Linked DNA regions of Homo sapiens: region 2 is linked to region 1. Evidence: read pairs that join two places in POLR2A ChIA-PET (ENCODE). Cell type or tissue: Panc1. All regions are shown on one strand. Each heading gives the region's core, and the rest is flanking DNA. Links, peaks and the distances in the headings are about the cores only.

What was found. Peaks named below come from ENCODE experiments on the same cell type or tissue, not always from the same donor. Only the 100,000 strongest peaks of a DNase experiment are listed, where the experiment ranks them.
Region 2: POLR2A ChIA-PET joins it to region 1 with 5 read pairs; 1 of 35 experiments calls an interaction of 5 or more read pairs at or near these places.

The regions. Positions count from the first base shown.
Region 1 is chr2:234,325,599-234,328,516 of GRCh38, reverse strand. No RefSeq gene overlaps it. Among named protein-coding and RNA genes, the nearest start is that of LINC01891, 130 kb to the left of the region's middle. In Panc1, for the core only: no CTCF peak of the experiment used is centred there; no DNase peak of the experiment used is centred there; H3K27ac peaks cover 1,065 bases.
Region 2 is chr2:233,841,318-233,844,235 of GRCh38, reverse strand. It overlaps HJURP (Holliday junction recognition protein), which reads left to right. Exons shown (of 9, transcript NM_018410.5): 7 at 1-31; 8 at 2,031-2,918. Among named protein-coding and RNA genes, the nearest start is that of HJURP, 12 kb to the left of the region's middle. In Panc1, for the core only: no CTCF peak of the experiment used is centred there; no DNase peak of the experiment used is centred there; H3K27ac peaks cover 162 bases.

The DNA of each region.
Region 1 (2,918 bases), core at 155-2,654:
GTAAGGAGTTCTGGCTCGATATTTTTCTTAATGTAGACTTTGCATCTTTATTAAAACATCTTTTATCAACATCTTCCAATTTCACCATTTTCCCCCAGGCTTGCTTTTATGAGAGTAAAATCAGAGACACTCATACCCCGTGGCCTTCCTTGCACACTTGATCTTCTCTGGCAGTGACTGGCATCATCATTGACCCTCTACACATGCCAGGAAATGGGACTGTCCTGGCATCCAGTTTCCACCTCCAAGGATCCTCACGGGCAACACTATTGTGATTTTGGTCCTGATAATTGGTGGGGATGGTCTGTGCATTGCAGGTGTGTTGAACGGCTCCCCTGGCCTCTACCTACCAAGTGCCAGCAGCACTTCTCTCTGGTTGTGACAACCAAAAATTTCTCCAGAATCTGGAGGGTTCAGTCACCCCCAATTGAGATGCACTGCATGATCTTTATCTTCTAGATCTGTTCACTTTTCTTTAATGCCACCTTCACCACTCCATCAGGTGCCCTCGCTGGCAGCTCCATTTCCAGTCTCATCCCCTCTATATCTTATTTGCTATCCCTTCTGTAGCCATGTTCATTTTTCTTTTTTTTTCTGAGATGGAGTCTTGCTCTGTCACCCAGGCTGGAGTGCAGTGGCATGATCTCTGCTCACTGCAACCTCCGCCTCCTGGTTTCAAACCATTCTCCTGCCTCAGCCTCCAGAGTAGCTGGGACTACAGCATGTGCTACCACGCCCGGCTAATTTTTTGTATTTTTAGTAGAGATGGGGTTTCACCGTGTTAGCCAGGATGATCTGTTCATTTTTCTAACCTTGTCCGATCGTGTCACCTTTTGCTTAAAATGTTTCAGTAGGTTCTCATTGCCCCTAAGTCAAAGGACCATATCATTTGCACAGACCCAAAACCACACGTGGTGAGACACCACATCCCCCTGGCTTCGTCGTGCCCCCTGCCCTTCATGCTCATGGTCTTTGAGCATCAGGTGCTCTTGTTCTCAGGCTCTTCCTTCATGTGGAAGGCTCTCCTCTCTCCTGTTTATCATTTAATTTAGTTGACAGGATGGAGAATGTGACTTCATTCCCTAGCATCATCCTTATTCCTGCACTCTGCACCCAGGGCCTTTTTTTTTTTTTTTTCCTTTTTTTGAGACACGGTCTCACTCTGTCACTCAGGCTGGAGTGCAGTGGCATGATCTTGGCTCACTGCAACCTGAACCTCCTAGGTTCAAGCGATTCTTCTGCCTCAGCCTCCCAAGTAGCTGGGATTACAGGCACTGACCACCACACCCAGCAACTTTTTTTTTTTTTTTTGTATTTTTAGTAGAGATGGGGTTTTACCATGTTGGTCAGGCTAGTCTCAAACTCCCGACCTCAAGCAATCCACTGGCCTTGGCCTCCCAAAGTGCTGGAATGACAGGCGTGAGCCACCACACCAGGCCTGCACCCAGGGCTTTTCTACCCCAGCACCGTTCACATTATTGTGGGTGGAGGGGGAGGCAGAGAGAGAAGGCAGGATTCTCCAATGAAACATGCTTGCGAGCTGTTGAAGCACCATGCTGTGTGCAATGGCTCATGCCTGTAATCCCAGCTACTCAGGAGGCTGAGGTGGGATCATATGAGCCCAGGAATTCAAGACCAGTCTGGGCAACATAGTGAGTCCCTGTCTATAAAAGAAAAAAAGTTCATCCAGGGTCATTTCCAAACAAATGGCCTTTGTTTGCAAATCTTCACAGGTTAATTTGGTTTCAGTCCAGATACAAGTTTGGAAGAAGAGAAATGCTAATTTTGTCTGAATTGCTAAGAAGGAAGCAGTCTTCAAAGTCACAGACTGATGAAGTTATAAGTAACCAATGAGCAGAAGGTGGGCCCTTAAGGGGCAAGCAGGCTGCACCTGAACGAGACACCCGACAAGACACACCTGAGCAGGCTCTGGGCTCCATGGTTGGAGTGATGGGGCAGCTGATCCCCACCCAAGCCATGGCACCTGGTGTCCTAGGTCGATCCGGTGCATTCAAGGACTTAATTATAATTTTTAATATTTTTCTTAAAACATATTTATTGTTCCTTTATTGTATAACTACATATTTATGGCCCCAAATTTGAAAATAACACAAAATAGAAGCAAATTAAAATCACTTATAATTTTGCCTCACAGAGTATCTGTTGACAATTTGGTTCATTTCCTTTAAAAAAATATTAGGCGTATATGCTCCATATTGTTCCATAGTCTGTTTTTGCGCTTAAGCTTTCATTTCAGCATTTCCCATTGCCATTTCTGAGTCCTTGAAAACATGATTTTCATGAATGCACTGTCCCACCTTAAGGATGGAATTGAATGGTCTTGGGGCACTGAAATTGCGACAAAGATTTAGAGCTTTAGCATTCATAAGGAATTAAGCTCTTCTCCCTTGTCAGAATTGTTTAGGAATGTGTTTAAAGTTTTGCAAATTATTTTTGCTTTGTTTTGCTTAAATTTTAGCTATAATTTATAATTTAATTGCAAAGTTTATAAAACATCCTATACAATGAGGCCTTTTTTTTGTAATACTAGATGTTCTTATGCTCTGTTTAATAGTCACTTTTGAAAATATTCTTTAGTTGCTTGAAAAGAAGGTACATTTTTTTTTTGTTTTGAGGCTCTAAATTTGTTTTTAGGTTATGCCCTAGTTGGCCATATTATTATCCAAATTTTCTATGCTTCTTAAAGTTTTCTATACATTCCTTGACTTGCAAAGGAAAACTTTTGGTCTATTAAAAATTTCCTACCACAAAATTTTGTGTGTGTGTGAATTTCTTCTGAGATTTTAAACTGTACCTGCTTTAAATATGTCAATGCTGTATAATTTGGCACATAAAGATTCATGAATGTTGTAATTTCATCATGACTATATTTTTACTAACATGAAACGATCTTTTCT
Region 2 (2,918 bases), core at 158-2,657, 480 kb after region 1:
TCACTGGCCTCACCTGCCGTGCCTGCCCCCGGTGAGTGTGACATAGAAACTGTATGAACAGTGCGTGTTTCCTTCACTTTTGTTGGAGCTGCGTGGCCCCTCAGAGCTGCTCATACTGGCCACGCCATCATTTCCTGGTGTGTTTCATCAACATAACTTGTTAGAGATATACTTGGATTTCACTGGAAGATTAAGATGTTTCAAAATGAGCTGTTTTCTCCTCCACGTCTGCTCTTTATTCCAGTTTACTAGCTTGAAAAGTTTTGCATCTCCAGAAGCACAGGACTAGTACAGTGAACACCCTTCACTTGTTTCACAATTAACATGTTGTCATATCTGCGTTATCACCCCCTGCCACACACGTGCACACACAGTGTGTATTTATTTGCATTTGTGTATGCATTTATCCCTAAATGCCTCACACATACCTCCAAAAATCGGCTAATTCTCCTTTATGACTACAGTACGCTTAACACAGGCCAGAAATTGAACATTGATGCGGTACTGTTCTACCCATTGTGCCAGTGACGTCCTTTGCAGCCTTTCTGGTTTGCCTGATCGTTTCCGGACCCACTCAGGCTGGTACCACCGTTGCGTTTAGTCTCCCTCCATCAAGAGCGGCTCCTTGGCATTTTCTCCCTCATGGTCACCTTTCATATTATTGCCTTTCTTGAATAGCACAGGCCAGTAATTTTGCAGAATGTCCCTGAATTTGGACCTGATTGCTTCCTCGTGGTTAGGTTCACGTTAAACATTTTTGGCAAAATTACTACAGGGATGACGTGTCCTCTCAGAACATTTGGTCAGTCTGTCCCATTCTTGGTGACTTTTAGGCTGGTCATTGAGTTAAGGTAAGACCTTACTTCGATGTTTCTCATTGCGACAGGCCCTTTTTCCCTGGAGTCATCTATGTGTGATTCTTTGAGATCTCCTAGGAACCTTTTCTCTAAAAGCTTCTCACCCAGTGACTTAGAAGCCAGCAATGCGGATCGCCTGGGTGGAGGTCCCCGCCCAGGTTGTTTCTGTCTCTGCCGTTCCTTGGCACACGTCAGTTGGCATTATTCTGCTCAAAAGAGCTATCTCCCCTCTGGTTCTTTTTTTTGCTTCCTGTAGTTCCCTCTCATGCTTTGATTTATTTTATTTTTATTTTTTAGGATCAGTAGGAATTCATGGAGTCTTTTTGTTCTTTGATTCACATGTTATAATCCATTGCCGGTATGCAATTTGACGCTCAAGTAACCCCAGATTTAGCTGTCAGGGAGCCCCTTTCAGGCTGGCTTTTGTGTCGTGTAGTGCAACGACATGCGTTTTTGAGCACTTCTTCACCCCTGCCCTGATGCCATATCTGCCTCTCCCAGTTCTCACCAGCCGCAGTGAGTTAACACGTGCTCATCTGGTCAATTGTACAGCATAAAATAACTCTAGCATTGCAGCACCTGCTACCACTCTTCACAACCATCTACTAAATAAGCTTGAAAATTTCCAAGCAGCTCTTTTTATCCTTAGACAATATCTCTTTAAGAGGCAGACACTCAGAGTATTTGGACTCTTTTTTTTTCTCTTTATCAATTTAACATACAGATTTTTTTTTTGTTTGTGTTCAATTTTATGGTTTTTTCCCATCACTGTTGGTTTTTTTTTTTTAAATATAGGAAACATTTACATGATGCAAAAGTCAAAGCTATATGAAGAGGTTTGTTTAGAAGTCTTACACCCCTTCCCATCCATGTAGGTAAACAGTGTTGTCATTTTTCAGTTTCTAATTAGCTTTTGAAAAGGCATCCATCTTCTAAACAGCCTAGAGGGAAAGGAAGACACCTTTGGGAAATGTACGATGGAGAGTAGAAATCAAATTTTGATACCAAAAAATATCTCTGAGAAGAGTCTACTCCTACACATTTGTGGTGTTTTTGTTTTTGCTATTGCTTAAAAAAACATAGTCCTGATCCAATCTTAAGTTCTGTCATCTGTGCACATGGATGGTTTAGAATGGTAACACACCTTTACTTTATGTGTATCTTTTCTCCCAGGATACTGCAGTCGTATCTCCAGAAAGAGTCCTGGTGACCCAGCGAAACCAGCTTCATCTCCCAGAGAATGGGATCCTTTGCATCCTTCCTCCACAGACATGGCCTTAGTACCTAGAAATGACAGCCTCTCCCTACAAGAGACCAGTAGCAGCAGCTTCTTAAGCAGCCAGCCCTTTGAAGATGATGACATTTGCAATGTGACCATCAGTGACCTGTACGCAGGGATGCTGCACTCCATGAGCCGGCTGTTGAGCACAAAGCCATCAAGCATCATCTCCACCAAAACGTTCATCATGCAAAACTGGAACTCCAGGAGGAGGCACAGATATAAGAGCAGGATGAACAAAACATATTGCAAAGGAGCCAGACGTTCTCAGAGGAGCTCCAAGGAGAACTTCATACCCTGCTCTGAGCCTGTGAAAGGGACAGGGGCATTAAGAGATTGCAAGAACGTATTAGATGTTTCTTGCCGTAAGACAGGTTTAAAATTGGAAAAAGCTTTTCTTGAAGTCAACAGACCCCAAATCCATAAGTTAGATCCAAGTTGGAAGGAGCGCAAAGTGACACCCTCGAAGTATTCTTCCTTGATTTACTTCGACTCCAGTGCAACATATAATCTTGATGAGGAAAATAGATTTAGGACATTAAAATGGTTAATTTCTCCTGTAAAAATAGTTTCCAGACCAACAATACGACAGGGCCATGGAGAGAACCGTCAGAGGGAGATTGAAATCCGATTTGATCAGCTTCATCGGGAATATTGCCTGAGTCCCAGGAACCAGCCTCGCCGGATGTGCCTCCCGGACTCCTGGGCCATGAACATGTACAGAGGGGGTCCTGCGAGTCCTGGTGGCCTTCAGGGCTTAGAAACCCGCAGGCTGAGTTTAC